Regions from separate parts of the Homo sapiens genome. Here region 1 is linked to region 2. A link is a loop called in an ENCODE intact Hi-C map of the cell type or tissue named here. Cell type or tissue: lower leg skin. All regions are shown on one strand. Each heading gives the region's core, and the rest is flanking DNA. Links, peaks and the distances in the headings are about the cores only.

The links. Hi-C counts contacts between places; a loop is a spot of excess contacts. Peaks named below come from ENCODE experiments on the same cell type or tissue, not always from the same donor. Only the 100,000 strongest peaks of a DNase experiment are listed, where the experiment ranks them.
Region 1: a loop joins it to region 2, with 2.5 times the contacts of the local background. A loop is called at or near these places in 27 of 110 quality-filtered maps.

The regions. Positions count from the first base shown.
Region 1 is chr1:48,099,838-48,110,881 of GRCh38, forward strand. LINC02794 (long intergenic non-protein coding RNA 2794) reads left to right here. Exons shown (of 15, transcript XR_007066073.1): 10 at 820-1,015. It also overlaps the pseudogene SKINT1L. Among named protein-coding and RNA genes, the nearest start is that of LINC02794, 56 kb to the left of the region's middle. In lower leg skin, for the core only: no CTCF peak of the experiment used is centred there; no DNase peak of the experiment used is centred there.
Region 2 is chr1:48,229,558-48,237,557 of GRCh38, forward strand. SLC5A9 (solute carrier family 5 member 9) reads left to right here. Exons shown (of 14, transcript NM_001011547.3): 5 at 1,043-1,148; 6 at 1,988-2,068; 7 at 2,389-2,594; 8 at 2,810-2,945; 9 at 4,098-4,205; 10 at 6,172-6,322. Among named protein-coding and RNA genes, the nearest start is that of SLC5A9, 11 kb to the left of the region's middle. RefSeq lists an enhancer at 2,016-2,517. In lower leg skin, for the core only: no CTCF peak of the experiment used is centred there; DNase peaks (open chromatin) are centred at 4,324 and 4,694.

The sequences.
Region 1 (11,044 bases), core at 1,682-9,681, 130 kb before region 2:
AACTCGTCATTTACCTTAGTTATATCTCCTAATGCTATCCCTCCCCACTCCCCCCACCCCACAACAGGCCCCGGTGTGTGATGTTTCCCTTCCTGTGTCCAAGTGTTCTTATTGTTCAATTCCCACCTATGAGTGAGAACACGCAGTGTTTGGTTTTTTGTTCTTGCCATAGTTTGCTGAGAATGATGGTTTCCAGCTTCATCCGTGTCCCTACAAAGGACATGAACTCATCCTTTTTTATGGCTGCATAGTATTCCATGGTGTATATGCGCCACATTTTCTTAATCCAGTCTATCATTGATGGACATTTGGATTGGTTCCAAGTCTTTGCTATTGTGAATAGTGCTGCAATAAACATACGTGTGCATGTGTCTTTATAGCAGCATGATTTATAATCCTTTGGGTATATACCCAGTAATGGGAAGGCTGGGTCAAATGGTATTTCTAGTTCTAGATCCTTGAGGAATTGCCACACTGTCTTCCACAATGGTTGAACTAGATCCTCTAGCTATATGACTGTGGGCAAGATACCTCATCTTTCTGAACCATAGTAACCTCCTAAGTGAAAAACAAAAAAAAAAAAAAACAAAAAAAACAAAAACCCAGGATGTGTGTGCATGTGTGTAGTGGGGTCAGGGTTAGTAATATATATCCACAGGGATGAATAAGGATTAGAAGTGAGGTATGCTATGTCCCTAGCACAGGGCCTGGTACTAAATAGTAATTCAGTGAACACAGGTAGGTTTTGTTATTTTTGCATGAACTGACTGAGGTTCCGGGGGTGGAAGGACGCAATGAATGTCCTCTCTATTTCAATAGACCCACAACTCATGGAGACCCTACTGTGTGCTGGGCTCTGCATTAGGCCATGGAAATAAAAAGAGGGTTTAATCCTGGCTCCTGTCCTCGAGGAGCTCACAGCCTACTGGAGAGAGAGAGACATACCCGGATATTCTCAATGTGTTGCAACAAATGCTAAGCTGGAGACATGGGCATGAGATCCCCTGGTAGAGAGGTAAGCAGAGACTGAAGGGATGCTGATTTCACTTTTTCTGAGCCATTTAGTCAATGTATAATTCCTCACTTAATCCTCATGATAACTCTAAAAATAGGCATGAGGGAGGGGGTCCCAGGGAAAGGTAATTGAGGCTCACAGATGGTAAGTCATTAGACCCCAACTGCATAGCTAGAAAATGGTGCAGCTGGGATGTGAATCAGATTTGTTTGACACGGGAGCCTGTGCTTTGTCAGTTTTCACCTTGGAGGTCCTGGCTGGGTTTTAATGACTGGTATCCTTCCCCAGGACCTTGAGTCAGGAGCATTAAAGCAGCAAGGCCCTGAGGGCTGGTGTCAGGAGACCCCAGAGTTAACAACGCAGCTTCTTGAGCCTCACCTCAGGCTCTTCCATATTAAAATCTCTTGCAGGAGGATAATTTTAAGCAACTACAATACCTAAGGTGATTCTTATGTTCTCACCATCTGCTATAGTTTTAAAAAACCTACCTTTTGCTCATGATGTTGAGATAGCTACTCCCACACAAGTGTTTGCAGGTGGGTGGGGAGAGCATGTCCTCTAGGTAACAAGAAAAGAGAACTATGAAATCAAGGAGGCCCACATCCTGAACTGAGAGGGATGAAGAGGGGAGGTGAGATGGGCCAGGACCCCTTGAGAGTGGCCTAAATAGCTCACACTGGGGTGAGTGTCTCTGGATGCCAGAGGCAGAGTGGTGGACCGTGCACCTGTTGTGAGCACAGGCCACTCACTCCCTGTCCATAGGCTTGTAACAGTGGGTTCAGAAGCAGGAGAGAACTGCATAGGTACTTTCTTGAAGCAGAAGAGGGCTTCAGGCTGGGAGGCACATACTGCTCACTGTAGACAGGGAGCAAGGCAGCCTTTATTGATGCACAGGTTGCTGGGAGGTTGTGGGGCTTTTGTCCTCTCAGATCTAGAAGAGAACTGGAGCCAGGAAGAGTCAGTTTCTGGTGCTGTGAAGGACTCCAGGGAAGGAGCAACCAAAAAATACTGAGGGCACTGAGGCTGGTTTTTCCAGGCCATGGTGATGCCTGGTCCTGCAAGAGTGGTCACTCAGATGGCAGGGGGACTCCACACATCCTGAGATGGAGAGAGAAAGTGAGATGGGCTATCAGCAGAGGCTGAAGAATCAGGCAGAATTGTATTCTATGTCCCACCTCTGCCTCTGCCAGTGACAAGCTGTGCAAACTTGGAAACCTTTTTTTTTTTTTTTTTTTTTTTTTGAGACGGAGTCTTGCACTGTTGCCCAGGCTGGAGACAGTGGTGTGATCTTGGCTCACTGCAGTCTCCACCTCTCAGATTCAAGTGATTCTCCTGCCTCAGCCTCCCAAGTAGCTGGGATTATAGGTGCCCGCCACCCTGCCTGGCTAATTTTTGTATTTTTAGTAAAGATGGGGTTTTGTAACATTGGCCAGGCTGGTCTCAAACTCCTGACCTCAACTGAACTGCCCCCATCGGGCTTCCAAAGTGTTGGGATTAGAGGTCTGAGCTACTGGGCCCGGGCAAACTTGGAAACATTTTTTTCCTTCCTAGTGCCTCAGTTTTCTCAAATGTAAAATGGGAATAAAATATCTACCTTGTAAGACTTTTGTGAGGGTCTAATAACTGTTATATACATTATCTCATTTAATCTTCACAACAACCTTTAAAATAGGGATACGATCATTCTCAATTTACAGTTGAGTGAAAGTGAGGCAGTTCAGATGGCTTGACTAAGGTTACCTGGCATTTGAGTGGCAGAGCCAAGATTTAAACCCAGCTCTGTCTGATGCTAGACCCTTTGCTTCAACCATATTCTGTAATGTCTCATTTCTAGGAATGAATGAAGGAATGTTCACACATGTATCATCCAGCCTCTGAGGTGCCTCTGACAACCATAATTGCCTCCTCATGAAACCGAGCCCAGTTCCTCCTGTGGCTCTTCCTGCTGCAGCCGTGGGCCTTGCTCTCCTGGCTGGAAGCGCTGTTTTCATCTTATCTGGGGATTCTCATTGCTGACGGTGCTGGAGGCTGTGGGGCACAGTGGTTTCAAGCACAGGCTTTGGAGTCAGGCAAACCTGGGTTTCAATATGGCTCAGGAAGCTGTTGGGCAGGAGGACTTTTGGTGAGCAGGCACTGTCTGATAATGGTGTTTCCCAGGATCCCAGGTTTCTTGGGGGCACACAAGTAGGCCAAAGATGATCTGGGAACCTCCCAGAGAATTGCCTCATACTGTACTCTCCCCAAGAGGCTGCAGCCAAGAGAATAGGGGCCACGTCACGGGGGCTCATGATGGAGTCTGGGCTTTGTGGGAAAGGAAGTGGGGAGGGTCTCAGAAATGTTTTTACAATGTAAAATCTTCCAGTTAGAACTTTATATGCAGGATTTAATCAGAAGGAAATTTGGACAGGACTCATTTTTCTCATTGCTGCTCTAAGTGGCTGCTCTAAGCAGTCTGGACTGTCTCCCCTGTGGCTTTGTTGAGTTCAGTAAACATTTATTGTGCACATACTGTGTGCAGGCACTTTGCTGGGGATACAGGGATGAAATAGGGACAGTGCCCATGCCTGAGGGCATTGCCCTGAAGCTGGATGCTAAGGCCATCTGTGTGTGTGTCTGTGTGTCTGCATGTATCTCTGTGTCTGCGTGTGTCTCTGTGTCTGTGCTTCTGTGTCTATGTGTATGTCTGTGTGAGTGTCTGTGGGTCTCTTTTTTTGTGTTTGTGTGTGTATCTGTGTGTGTGTTCTCTGTGTGCCTGTATGTGTCTTTGATGTGTGTTTCTGTATGTGTCTCTGTGTGTGTCTATATGTGTGTATCTGTGTCTATGTATGTGTGTGTCATTTTGTTTGTTTCTGGGTGTGTCTACCTCTGCGTGTCTCTGTATACCTGTATCTCCGTGTGTGTGTCTGTGTGTGTGTATTTGTGTGTCTCTGTATGTGCGTCCGTGGGTGTGTGTCTGTGTGTGTGTGTGTGTGTATTGAGAGGGAGGGAGAAAGAAAGGGAGCGACAGATGGGTCAGCATGGAAGGTGTATCCTCATTCACAGCCCTGGGAGGAATCAGTCAATCCACCTACTGGTCAAGACCAACTCTGGTGGTGCCTGGCTGACAGTGGGAATGTGACTTTTCATTTAAGAATGGGTTTGCATTTCCTAGGAAAAGAATGTAGGAGTTGGAGTCTCAAGGAGTGTTTTTTTTTTCCTTTTGTGATTGAGAGAGCACAGCCTTGTGTGCATTGGCTGACAGTTACCAATCTGCGTGTTGGGGATAGCCACAGAGAAGAGACAGAGGGAACCGCAGACAGTGAGCAGGAGTCTGGTGGAACCAGTCTGCCTTTAGGCCCAAACCCCCAACTATGAATACCTCACCTTAGGGAGCTCAGTCTTTTGTTTGTTCATAAAAAACCAATCTGGGAACCAGAGGTGGACAGGAAAGAGGAGGCTGACCTGCTGCTCCCAGGTTAATGTGATCTTGGCTGGTGTTGACAAGTGTATTATGGTTCATAGCATAGCACAAACCCTTAGAGATTCCCCTTGCCCTCACCGGGGTCACCACACCAAACCAGGTATCTTCAGGAGTGAGGACCACAAAAAATTGGAGATCTCACCAGGGTGGGCAGAGATTTCTTTGTTAAAGTCTGAAGGAGAGAAGACTCAGGGGCATCTCTCTGGCTCCAAATCTCTGAAGGGCCAAAGGCAGAAGTGCTGGGGGAGTGTCAAGTTTTCATTTACAACAGGGACAGCCTGACAGTGGCTGCCTTATGTGGCAGTGAGTTTCAGTCAACAGTCAACAGAGGCCCAACGACTACTCACCAATGGGACCAGGTGGCCATAGAGGGCTGGGGAGGGCAGAGCAAGGACCCTGCAGGTCACCGCAGGCTCCTGCCTCAGATCCTCTGACTGAGGGATGATCTGGTGAAGGATTGGTGACAGACAAGGCCATTTGAGGCAGTGTTCATCATATCCTTGGGACATGTCAAGGCTACAACTTGACATTTATAGGCTGGTTTCTGCAGGAGAACCTACATCATGAATTGCTACCCATGGTGGAGGGGTGAATGCTCTGCATCTCAGGCCTTCCTTGCTCTATGTGGCTTCTCAGGAAAAGGAAAGAGAATAGGATGAGGATGAAAGAAAGCAGGGAGAAAAGGAAGGGGAGGGGCTCTCAGAAGATGGAACTCCAGCTAGTTGGGCACTTGCTCTGTTCCAGCACTTATATTCTTGGCCACATTGGATCTTGGTACAACCTTCTGTGGTTGCTTTATAAGTGATGGTCCAGGCGAACTCTCAGCCAGTGAAGTCCTAGGTGTGCCTGTCTGTCAAGCCTGTTGTATTTGGTGTACCCCATGGCCTTCTTCAGGTGGGCAGCACGGTGGCTCAAGCCTGAAAGGTCACTCAGAGTTCATTTCTTACAGCCCTCGCCCACTCCCTGCAGGCCCTGCCTCCTGCGATCCACTTGCCCTCTGCTTGATTTGTCCAATCTGTGGATTTATAGAAAAAAGAGTGGGGTGCTTGGCTCCCTCCTGTGGTTAGAGCAGTCAGAAGCTGTTGCTTGCAGGAAGCCTTGCCTTTTAGGAGTGCTAAAAAGATCACCACAATGGAAAAGATTTGGCAGAGCTAAGACATAGGGGGATATTCCAGGAATGGGGTTATCTGGCACATAGTAGGTACTCCACACAAGTCTAATGAATTAGTGAATGAAGTAGAAACCTGGAGGCAGGGGTAGGCTATTGAGGGAAAAAGGAACCAAGGCAAAGAGATGTTAAGGCACAGCATCCAATCAGGAAGGGTGCCAGCTGGGGCAAAATACCAGGCTCTGGACCCAGCTCTCCAGCCATCCCTGGGAACCCTGCACCAGCTATCTCCCCTGTGGGGCTAAAGCCCCCTTGTACAATCATGGGGTTGATGTATATGGGTGGTGCTCATTCCGGGCTGCACTTATTAATCACCTGGGAGGTTTTCAAAAATGATAACTGGGCCCTATAATTACAGATTTTGATTTAATAGGTCTGAGTTGGGGCCTGTGCAATGCATTTTTTGAAAGCTCCCAGGTGATTCTGGAGTGCCTCTGAGGCTAAGAACCAGGCGTGGGTTATTTTTCTGAATGCTTCCAGCTCATACTGCTTGTGATTCAGAGCTTTTTTTTTTTTTTTTTTAAAGAAATTTCACTAAATTAAATTTGTATCCTGTGCTAGTAGACTATGTTATTTCACCATTAGGACAATGGGCTGATATTTGTCACCAATAAATCTAAAGATAGATCTTGATGTTTGCAACCATAAGATGATCCCCACCATAGGCAAGGGGAATATGATTTATTCCCCATGCCTCTAATGAAATTAAGCGTGCGTTATAAAGAAAGATGCACTATTGAGATACAAACTAGTAATGACAGTTTAACTTTCAAATTGCTATTTTGTTAAGGCTACCATTGTATTGCTTCAGTGCTTAATGGTGCATTATTCATGTAGCAAACATGGAAAATCCATTGGGAGAGAAAGTGTAACACACTCAAGAGATGATTTGAGGCCTCTGGACTTTGTCACATCCCTAAGAACTATTACTTCATTCCCTTCTCTGTTTGTTCTCCTCTATTCTGTGCAAGAAGGTTAACACTGATGGGGGAAAAGAAAAAGGAAAAATAATCTACAGCATGGGTAGCTACACTTTAGATACATCACTTAGAGCAACTTGCTCCTATTAGACAAGTCCAAAGGGCAAGCATTACATTGAGGCATTTCTCAGATCTCTCCTTGCTGGGGAACATATTTTAGAATTCTGAGTTGTGTCTGTGCTGGCAGCCTTGGCTGGCCACACTTCCTTGCCATCTCTCCCTCCATCCTAACAGGCTCTGGCCTACCACTGTGTGAGCTAGAAAGGTTGTTAACATGGCTAGCTCATAGAGAAGTTGCTAACTGGGCCCAGATGAGACTGTTGCCAGATGACACAAGCTCTGGGTTGGATTAGCAAGAAACCACTTGGAACAATATCAGTAATAAGAACCACCATTGATTGAGTGCTACCACATGCCAGATGTGATGCTGCACATGAATAGTTGGACTGATTTTCTTTATCAGCCCAAGGCATAAAAATAGGTTATATCACTTTTGCTTTTCATTTAATTGCTTAAGGCCTATCTGCCAATCATGTCCATCTTCCTTGACTTTTTCAAGAACATTGTGTAGTGTAAAGCATTTGGTGATGTTTCCAAATGTACTCAATCTATCAGAGAGAATCTAATCTCGATTGTTAGGGGGAAGAGATTGGCTTGATTCTGTGCAAATTTATTTATTTATTTATTTTTGAGAGAGGGTCTTGCTCTGTTGCCCAGGCTGCAATGCAGTGGCACAATCTTGGCTCACTCCAACCTCCACTTTCCAGGTTCAAGCGATTCTCCTGTCTCAGCCTCCTGAGTAGCTGGGATTACTGGTGCCTGCTACCACATCTGGCTAGTGTTTGTATTTTTAGTAGAGACAGGGTTCCACCATGTTAGCCAGGCTGGTCTTAAACTCCTGACCTAGGTGATCTGCCTGCCTCGGCCTTCCAAAGTGTTGGGATTACAGGCATGAGCCACCATGCCTGGCCACCCCTGTGCAAATTTAGCTCCCTCTCCCAAGTAGTCAAATCTTGGGACATTTTGCAAAGGATAATCTTTGTGAGGCTTAAAGAATCCTGTTACAGCTGTTCCACATCTGTATTAGTCTGTTTTCACACTGCTATGAAGATACTACCTGAGACTGGGTAATTCATAAACAAAAGAGGTTTAGTTGACTCACAGTTCCACATGGTTGGGGAAGCCTCAGGAAACTTTGAATCATGACAGAAGGCAAAGGGGAAACAAGGACCTTCTTTGCAAGGTGGCAGGAGACAGCGAGAGAACCAGGAAGTGCCACACTTTAAAACCATCAGTTCTTGTGAGAACTGACTCACTTATCACGAGAACAGCATGGGTGAAACTGCCTTCATAATCCAATCACCTCCTACCAGGTCTCTCCCTCAACACATGGGGATTACAATTTGAGATGAGATCTGGGTGGGGACACAGCCAAACCATATTAATATCTTAGCGTGTACCTTGTGGTCTTTTGTTTGCAATAACTCAGAGATGCAACTGAAGTGTTCAGAGAAAAATAAAACGTCTATTTCAAGGTGATAAAACTTACAATGTTGTCAGATAGAAGCCACTGGCGGGTTCTCTTTTTTTTTTTTGAGACTGAGTCTCGCTCTATCGCCCACACTGGAGTGTAGTAGCGCGATCTTGGCTCACTGTAACCTCTGCCTCCTGGGTTCAAGTGATCCTCCTGCCTCAGCCTCCCAAGTAGCGGTACTACAGGTGTGTGCTACTACACCTGGCTAATTTTCGTATTTTTAGTAGAGATGGGGTTTTGCCATGTTGGCCAGGCTGGTCTTGAACTCCTGACCTTATGTGATCTGTCTGCCTTAGCCTCCCAAAGTGTTGGGACTACAGGTGTGAGACATCATATCCTGCCAAACCCACTGGTAGGTTCTCTTGATGAAAAAAATTCTAAGTTCTGTTTTGCCTGGCAGTCTATCATACATGTATACATAATTTAGTCTTCACAACAACTTTGCAAAGTAGATGACTTAATCTCATAGAACTTTTATTATCATAATGATAGTGAAAGTTTATATTTTCTTACCACTTTTTCTTTGTTCCAGGTTGTGCCAGGTTGTATATAAATAATAAATACTGGGCTGGGTGCAGCGGCTCACACCTGTAATCCCAACACTTTGGGAGGCCAAGGAGGGTGGATCACTTGAGGTCAGATCACTTGAGGTCAGGAGTTCAAGAGCAGTCTGATCAACATGGTGCAACCCCATCTCTACTAAAAATACAAAATGAACCGGGCATGGTGGCAGATACCTGTAATCCCAGTTACTCAAGAGGCTGGGGTGGGTGAATCACTGAAACCTGGGAGGTGGAGGCTGCAGTGAGCCAAGATCGTGCTATTGAACTCCAGCCTGGACAACAAGAGCGAAACTGTCTCAAAAAAAAAAAAAAGTGCTATTGCTAATCCTTACCATAAGACCACAGGTAGGTATTATTATTCCATTTAACAACTAGGAAATCAAGTCTCAGAGATGTTAAGTCCTTTGCCCAAGTTTCGGTAGTTTACACATTTCACAAATCACAGAGGTAGGATTCAATAGTACATCTCACCGACTTCCAAACCCATGATTTTCACTGCGGGAAGTTATATGCCTACAGATTTTTACCTGTCTTAGAGCAGGTGGGATGTGCTTTTCCAAAGGATCCATTTCTAAAAAGGTTAGGAAGTGCATTTCAGAGATGTTATGCAGGGAACTCCTGTCACAGGGAAGGAGGGGATGGACAACGTCCCTCCAGCTCATGAAGTGACTTGTAAACCAGCAGACAGTCCCATTGCTGAGCTCAGAGTCTGATGCAAAGAATATATCGGGAAAGATATTTGTTGAAGAGAGAACTTGTTCTGACTTGGGACTGATTAAATGTTAAAGAAAATACCCTAGGATCTATCAGAGGAGGGGAGGTTACTGTGGTCTGCAGCGGTCAGGAAAGGCAGAGGCAAATTTTGACTCGGGATATGAAAAACTTGCTTACTGCCAGTCATTGACGATAGGGCAGGATCCATCAGGTTGTCATGACAAGTTTTCCCATCACTTATGGGTTTCCAGGAGCAAATTTCTCTTTTCTCCTGAGTATGAACAACCTTTAACAACACTGCAGTGCTAGTTTTGCCTCTAGATGGCACTCATGTACTTTTACAGCTTTTACTGCTTAGCTTCCAAAGAAACAGCACTGGTTCTGTCCAATGTTTTCCCAATTTCTTTTTGTTGTATTTCTCTAGGTCATGGTGTCCATTTACGGTGAATGAAACGCCAGAGGACAGACACATGTTTATTTTATTGATTATTAATTCATGCATGTGTATCTTCTCTGAGGATAAAAAGAATTTGAGGCTGAACGACCAGTCTAGCATCCTGTATTACACATATTTGAGGCAGACAGCACAGGTGCCCTTGAGACAGTCCTTCTGATGCAAGAGGAACTTTCATTCTCTTTGGATCCTTGCACAGAGGGTCAGGCTTTGGACTTTGAGTCTATGAAGGGACAAGATTCTGACACAGCCCTGCCCTGGGGAAAAGAACCAGTTTTGTCTCAAGTGGCAGAGAGGTGGAGGAAATTTGTTTTCTTCAATTCCATATTTATTACTTTTTGTTTGCTCTTAACTATTCTATTATTCTGAGACACATCTAGGTAGACAGGATGGAGGTAAGGCACAATCATAAGCACTGTATTTAGGGAAGTCATGAGAAACTGTGAATTTGAAATTACCAGACAGATGTAACAATCAATAAACTAGGAACATAGGAATTGGAGGCGAGGCAAGGGTTGGTAAAAGATAAATGATATTATCCCAGGTTTTCTAAGCTTGGATAGGGGAGAATGAATTTGAGTTTGGAGTGAGAAGTTCTGGGAATGGGGCTGAGCCTGGGCTAGTTGAATTTTGAGATGGAGCAGAAGCATCTCTCCTTCCTCTGACCTTGCCCAGTATCTTATGACTATGTCTTTACTTAATAAATATACGAGCACCTCTCGTGTTTCAGGTATGGGTAAAGGCATTGAGGAAGTAGCTATGGATGAGGCAAACAAAACTTCTTCCCATGAGCTTGCATGTTAGTAGCAGAAGTAAAAATCCAATAACAAAATCATTTCAGATGATGGTAAATGCTATGAGGATGACAAGATAGAAAACCATAATAGAGAGTGATTGAGATGAGGTTTATTTAGATAGAGAAGTCATGGTAGACTTTTCTGGGGTGATGTTGGAGCTGAAACCTGAACAAAGAGAAGGAACCAGCTCTCTATTGATATTTGCAATTCCAAGGAAACTACAGTTAAAGGCAGTCAACTGCCCTGGTAATATCCTAGAAAGGCTTGAGACTGTATGCATAACAAAGAATGAGAATTAAAAGTGGGGGCCCAGACAGGAGGATGAGTTGAAGCTTTGTACATGCAAGTCGACTTGCATC
Region 2 (8,000 bases), core at 1-8,000:
TCACTGTTGAAAAAAAGGAAAGCAGGACCTATAAACATTTAATGCATGTTCTGCCTCAGCACTGGGGTACTCAGAGATGAATGATAAATGTTTTTGGAGTGAATGACAGCCCCTACACTCAAATAAATCACAATCCAGAGTTCATTCATTTATTTTTTCATTAATGGATTCTTTGTTCATCAACTGTACATTAGTTGCCTAGATTTTTGGAGTTAGAAAGGTCTTTAGTCCTCCTCTACTGACCTAAAATCAGGAAACAAACCTAGACAGGTCAAATGACTTGCCCAAGCCCACACAGAGGGCTAGCTCTAGAACTGAAGCTGAAGTGTGGGTTCCATGACCCAGTCCAGGCTCCTTCCACTCTGTTATGTTTTAGACCCTGTAACAGGTTCACAAAACAATCATGGAATGGTATCCACAAGCATACACTAAAGAGAACTGAATCACTCCGTTGCCAGGTCTAGGGCTGAAAAACACTTTAAGGCCCTTGTTCCACCAATATTTGAGAACATCCTAAGTCAGCTTAAGCTCAGGCTATAAGCCCATGTCTGCTAATAAACCCAAGTATGTAGATGACCCAGACCCATGCCTATCTGCACCAGGGCTCCTGCCGCATTGGGTCAGCCGTGGGCCACCTGACAGCCAAGCAGGCTCTGCTCTGCCAGGGAGCAGCCAGCAACTCTCCGGTTCTTCCTCTCTTCTCCTAAATGAGCTCTTCTTCTCCAGCCCAGCACCTTCCTTCACTTCCTCAGCCTTCCACTTCATTCCTCACCACTCCCTTCATGTCCAGCAGACCAGCTACGTGATTAAATTTATCTCAGTTTGGAGGCTTTATACAGTACTTCTCTGCTTTAAAGTCTCCATGGCGCCTCAGTGTCTGCAAGATAAAACCCACACTCCTTAGCATAGCACTTAAAGCTCATTTTCATCATGTGATGAGGGCTGAGGGTGCCTGGTGTTGCTGGGCAGGCAGGTGATGTGTCCATACAACCCTACTGAGGGCCTCGGGTGGTCTGGCCTCTTGGGTCCTGGCTCTCTGCAGACTGACATCTTCTCTGGAGCCCTCTTCATCCAGATGGCATTGGGCTGGAACCTGTACCTCTCCACAGGGATCCTGCTGGTGGTGACTGCCGTCTACACCATTGCAGGTAGGCAGAGGGAAGAGGGCAAGAGGAAAGCTTCTGACTGGCAGAGACCCAGAGAGAAAGACTGAAGGAGAGACAACCAGAGAGAGAGACAGAGTGACAGAAAGCTGATGCTGACAGAGAGGAGAAACAGGAGAGGCAGAGACAAAGAGAGGCTGAGACAGAGACGTAGAAGAGAAGAACACAGGGGAACAGAATGACAGACACAGGGACAGAGACCAGGGGGATAAAAAGGGCAGAAATGGGAGGAGGAACAGGTCAGGCAGAGACAGGGAAGGAGAGACAGTAAGAAATACCACAAAAGACTAACTGCCTGGGGAGCAGGGTAGAGAGGAGGACTATGACCCAAGCCAGAGTCACTGCAGGCTGCCCCAGGCAGAGACCACAACCCACCTCCTCCAAATCTCCTTGCACAGGGCTGGGCACCCTGGGAGGCCAGCACAGGACAGCCTTACTTATGGTTAAGTTGGGGTCCAGAGACAGGGGGGCATTTAGATGGGCATTGGGAGGAGAAAGCAGGGAGTATTCCTGGCAGAACTGCAAGTCAAGGAATGGACTTGGGATATTAAACAATAACACAAAGCTGTGGTGTGATGGCCACAGTCAGCTGCTGTCAAGACAGAAAGAAGGGGCCCCAGCACCTTTGACTGTGACCAGCTGGCATCCTGCCGGGGAGGGAGAGAGGGGAACACTAGGTGCGGAGAAAGGCAGTGGCCAGAGTTCCCCTGCTAAGAGGGCTGTGTGTCTTCTCTGGTCTCCCCAGTGTGGCCATGCACAGGGCAGGCAGCCAGAGAGGACCCCAAACTGGTGCTGACTGATGAGCCCTCTCCTTGGGTCCCCAGGTGGCCTCATGGCCGTGATCTACACAGATGCTCTGCAGACGGTGATCATGGTAGGGGGAGCCCTGGTCCTCATGTTTCTGGGTAAGGAAGAGACCTAAATATACCCCACTGTCATTCTTAAATTCCTCTCTGTCCTGTCTCTGCCACCTCCACAGTTCGATTGAAACTTTCCAGTGCATAGAGCCATGTGAGCCATGTCCCCTCTCCAGGCTGCAGCTCCCAAAGAGCAGGGTTCTCGCTACTTCAAACCAAGGGTCTTGAGCCCAAGCCCCATCTTCCTCCTTCACCCCCAATCCCCATGCCAGTTCCAACCTGAGGGCCCACATGAGGCTGGGGCTGGGCTTGCTGAGTGACAGGCTCAGTGGGGTTTCAGGGCTGCTTCACTCACTGTCTCCTCACAGGCTTTCAGGACGTGGGCTGGTACCCAGGCCTGGAGCAGCGGTACAGGCAGGCCATCCCTAATGTCACAGTCCCCAACACCACCTGTCACCTCCCACGGCCCGATGCTTTCCACATTCTTCGGGACCCTGTGAGCGGGGACATCCCTTGGCCAGGTCTCATTTTCGGGCTCACAGTGCTGGCCACCTGGTGTTGGTGCACAGACCAGGTAATCCCCCAGCCAGGCTTAGCCCAGCCTGCCAGGAAGTGGGGTGGCTTCCTGCAGAAAAACCCAGTGCCTGGATGCATAGAGGGTTGGACCTCATTCTGGGATTGTGACTGGACTGGAGTAGGGACACAGTCATGCCCAGTGTCAGGGCTCACCTGTGGCTTAATGAGCCTCTCCTCTACCTGCGCTGCACTCCTCATTTGCTGCCCTTTCAGGTCATTGTGCAGCGGTCTCTCTCGGCCAAGAGTCTGTCTCATGCCAAGGGAGGCTCCGTGCTGGGGGGCTACCTGAAGATCCTCCCCATGTTCTTCATCGTCATGCCTGGCATGATCAGCCGGGCCCTGTTCCCAGGTAAGAACGAGCCTTGCTCTCTGGGTATTGGGATCTGAGGCTTTCAAGGAGTGTCTGGAGAATGGGAATGTGGCCCTGGACAATGTTAGGCCAGAGCAGGGGTTGGCAAGGTTTGTCTATTAAGAATACATAGCCGGTCATGGTGGCATGCACCCATAGACCCAGCTACTTGGAAGGCTGAGGATCCTGAGTCCAGGAGCTTGAGTCCAGGAGGTTGAGGCTGCAGTGAGCTGTGATTGCCCCACTGCATTCCAGTTTGGGAGACAGAGCAAGAGAAACCCTATTGAAAAGAAAGAAAAGTAAAGAAAAGAGAAGAGAAGAGAAAAGAGGGAGGGAGGAAGGAAGGAAGGGGAAAGGAAGAAAAGAAGAAGAAAGAAAAAGAAAAAGAAAGGAAGGAAGGAAGGAGAAGAAAGGAAGAAAAAGAAAGAAAGAAAAGAAGAAGAAGAAGAAAAAAAGGAGGAGGAGGAGGAAAGAAAAGGAAGGAAGGAAGGGGAAGGAAGGAAGGAACGAAGAGAGGGAGGGAGGGAGGGAGGGAAAGGAAAGAAAAAGAAAAGAAAAGAAAAAAGAAAAGAAAAGAAGGCCAGGCATGGTGGCTCACTCCTGTAATCCCAGAACTTTGGGAGGCTGAGATGGGCGAATCATGAGGTCAGGAGTTCGAGACCAGCCTAACCAACATGGTAAAACCCCGTCTCTACTAAAAATACAAAAATTAGCCGGGCGTGATGGCACATGCCTGTAATCCCAGCTATTCAGGAGGCTGAGGCAGGAGAATCACTTGAACCCAGGAGGTGGAGGTTGTAGTGAGCCAAGATTGCTCCATTGCACTCTAGCCTGAGTGACAGAGCGTGACTCCATCTCAAAAAAAAAAAAAAAAAAAAAAAAAAGATAGAAAAGAACACATAATAAGCAGTTTAGGCTTTGTGGGCCAAACATATGATAAGTATTTCAGTAGAAAAAATGTGAATCAGGTAATAAGTATACGGACGAGAAATTTACCAAAGACCCAGACACCATTTGCCCCCCAACCTTGTAGACATGGGTCCCTGTCAGAGTCTCCAGTGAACATTATCCTGTAGTTTTGGAAAGCAAATACTAGGCCAACCTGAGAAGGCACGAGATCACGGACTCTAACTGCCATTACTTCTTCCACAGACGAGGTGGGCTGCGTGGACCCTGATGTCTGCCAAAGAATCTGTGGGGCCCGAGTGGGATGTTCCAACATTGCCTACCCTAAGTTGGTCATGGCCCTCATGCCTGTTGGTGAGTCTCTTCTCCCCACCCCACCCTGCACTCTCACCTCCAGCCTCCTCCAATCTCCACTGCCCAGGAGGGAAGGCACTAACATGGATGGGAAGAGGGAAGAAAACTATTCACCTCTGCACCCCCATCCCAACACATACACACACGTTTTACAGGCATTTGTACGTAAGACACCAGCTTTGTGGGCAGGTTCTGGAGATGCAGAGATAAAAGGCAGGCCCCTGCTCAGGCATCATGCGGTCTCCAGGGTACCTGGACTTGCCACAGGCACAATCCAGTGGGACCAGTGTGGTGACCCAGTATGGGCTAAGGGAGCCCTAAGAAGGCACCTGACCCAGCTGGAGGATGTCTGGAATGTCTCCCAGAGGGAAGGAAATGGAGCTACATCCCGAGTTAAATCTTAGGCAGACACAGCCGGAGGAGCATGGGAAATGTCATTCTAGGGATGAGAAGCTGTGCGTGCAAAGGCCCAGGGTGAAGAGAGGGCAGGAAGTCTGAATTGAAAGCAGCCCAGTGTGGACGCAAGAGCCAGGAGGAAGGAAGACAACCTTCCTGGTGGGGATGTCACAGCCAAGCCTTGTTCTAGAGCAGAGCGCTGGGACACTGCGGGGTTTTGGTCAGAGAGAGCATGACTGGATTTGTGTTTTAGCAAGACCAGTCTGTGTGGACAACTCTGTACGAGGCAGGCTTGTGGGTAGGCAGGGAGATTGTCCATGGGGAGTTTGCAGTGGTCCAGGTAGGTGGACCAAGTCAGTGGCATCAGAGATGGAGAGAAGGGATTTAAAGATGTTTGTGAGGTTGAATTGACAGGACTTGATTTGAGGGATAATATAGACAGAGAAATCCAAGAAGCCTCCCAGATCTTGGCCTTTAGGTGGTGGGCTTATAATAATATTGAGATTAGGGACATATGAAGAGAGGTGGGATTATGGAGGGCAGCAGAGTAGAGTTATTCCCTCCCTGTGGTAGAAGGAGGAGTGAATCCGGGAAGTAGTGGCCATGGAGGGAGGCCCAGCTAGGACAGAGCTGCCCTGAGGGGCAGGTTGGAGGTAAGCAGGGAGGGGAGCAGAGCAAGGGTCTCAGGTAGCCCTAAGGTCTGCTGTGAGGCTGGAAAGACAATAACTAAAGAGGGGAACAGAAGGCCCCAGAGGGAGATGGGCACCTGAGTTTGGAGCACTTGAGCCTGAGGCACCTGTGACACTTCAAGGGAGAGAGGGGGACATCAGAAGGTGGTTAAATATATGGATTTGGAAGGAAAGAGGACTGAGGTGGCACCAGGGCTGGGATCATCTCCCCAGGGGTGAGCAGCCATATCTCTAGAAGCTTGGTCACTGTCAGAGAAACTTCAGATACCAGTGGGTCCCATCCTCCCTTGTTCAAGTGGAAAAATAGGCCCAGAAATGGCAAGGAGCTAGTCCAAGGATCATACATACAGCTGGTTACTTGCAGAGCCAGGAAATAAGCCCAAAGCTGCTACCTCCCAAGCCAGGGCTTTAGCCCAACACCACCATGTCAATGAAGAAGGTATGGAAACACTAAACAGATCCACCCAATTATTAATAATCACCTTTCTCTTCTCCCCAGCAGCAACCCACTAACCAAGTGTCTACAAGCTGTGAAACCTAGACTGAGATGTCGAAGCTTCAGAGAACCTTAGAGATTACCTAGTCTTACATAACTTAATAGGATAGATGAGGAAACTGAGGCTTAGGGTGGGGGGTGGAGGGGCAAATGAGTCACCCAAGGCCACATAGCAAGGCAGGGACAGAGCCTGGGCAGAACCCAGCCTCTAGTTCTGTGGTCTAGGATTTCTTATCTGTGCTGGATGGGAGCCTCATCCAACCCCTTCCCTCTCTCATCCCCACCCCCAGCTCCTGACTCTACAGAATGCTCCAGCAGCCTCTGTAGTCCTGGAAGAGCCGGCCTTAATGGGCCAGCCGTTCACATGAGCCTCGTCTCTCCCCAGGTCTGCGGGGGCTGATGATTGCCGTGATCATGGCCGCTCTCATGAGCTCACTCACCTCCATCTTCAACAGCAGCAGCACCCTGTTCACCATTGATGTGTGGCAGCGCTTCCGCAGGAAGTCAACAGAGCAGGAGCTGATGGTGGTGGGCAGGTGCGCCGGCCCCTCCTTCCCTCCTTCCGAAGTGCCCTCTCCCCTCTGCCCTGCCCTGGGTTACCCTGAACAGAGGTGGCTGGGTTGGACCCTGGACTGGCAGCCAGAGCACCGGGTTCAAGCTCCAGCTCTCCACATGATTTCAAGTAAGTCCTTCGCCAACCCTGGACCACTCCTCCTTTCAGAATAATAGGAAAAAACACCTCTTCCCTGGTAACTTTATCTTGAAATTGATCAACAGGGTTGTCGAGAGATGAAAAAGTACTTAAGAAATGAAAGGTAAACTGTGTAAGTGCATGGAAAGTTAGCAAGCAGCTCACCCAAGGTATTCCCAACCAACTCCGGATGTTAAGCCCGGTTAAAAAAAAATGCTATTAATTTGATCCATCAGATTCACTCTGAACATCTACTGTGCATCACATCCCACATGCAGGGGACCCACGGATGGGTCATATGGCCCTGCCCTCAGCGTGCTCACAGTTTATTAAGGAAGGTAGAAACACAGGTAACACAGCAAGGTATTTGCGTCAATGGAGATTTTCATAGGAGGGCTCTCTCCAAATGATGCAGAGCCTTGGACACCAAGCTAAGGAATTCGAACTTTATCTTGTGGGTAACAGTTTTATGCTTTTAAAAGCATAACTTGGTGGCTAAAATTTTTGGTTTTCCATAGGCTGGAGATTTGTAGTTTACATAAGGTTAAGGGGCCCTTTTTTAGATCTTTGCTTCATAATCGAAGGTTCCCTAACTTGGATTTCTGGACTAAAGTTCTCCCACTTTGTGGATAGGTACTTGAATTTAGGAAGCTTGCTCTTTCACATCTCCCTGCCTTTGCACTCACTGTTCTTTCCACTAGGATGCCTTCTGCCCAGGGCTGCCTAATGGATTCCTACTGCTTGCTCATCTGTGCACCCCCAGCCCTAGGCAAGGGGACTGGCCATTGCAGGATCTGAGTGCAGGACAGATTGTGCAAAGAGGAGGGGGATGAGCAGCAGGGAAGCTACTTGGGGGGCTGATGCTCTAGTGGAGTCTGAGAGAGGCAAAATGGGAGGAAAAGGAGAGGAGAAGACAGGTATGCAGTGACATGTCAAAAGAAGCATTCCTTATCTGTGCATATGAACTGGTTTTGCTACCATTTCCTCAATCAGTGAGGTTTGTGCTCTATCTACTGGTCATATGTGTTATTGCACCCAACACATCCAAGAAAAGTTTTTCATCAACAACTTCACACATCTGCAAAATCATACATGCAGAATGCTTTGGGGACTTAGGTCTGAGCCACAGTTTGTTGAGAAGGAGTCAGGTGAATAAGTGGGATTCTTTCCCAAGATCAATGCCACAGTAAGGGAGAGAGGATCAGCGCGTGGAGGAAGGAGCAGTCCCTGGAAGCTGCAGTCATCCTGGGAAAGAGCTGCCCTACACAGGGCAGGGATGGAAAAGAGAAGACATTCTAAGCAGAGACCAGAGGCCTTTGACTGGGGTGGGGGGTGGGGTGGAATGTATGAATTCCTCCTTGAACAGCAACAGGTGGGTGACATGACCTTGAAGCCGTCTAATATATAAGTGCCACGGAGGCATTAGAATTATAAGGTTCTTCAGTTCCAAAATTCCTATATTCTGGGATTTTAAGACTAAGTTTCTGAATCTTAGTATTTGAGATTCTGGCTGCCAACCTTCT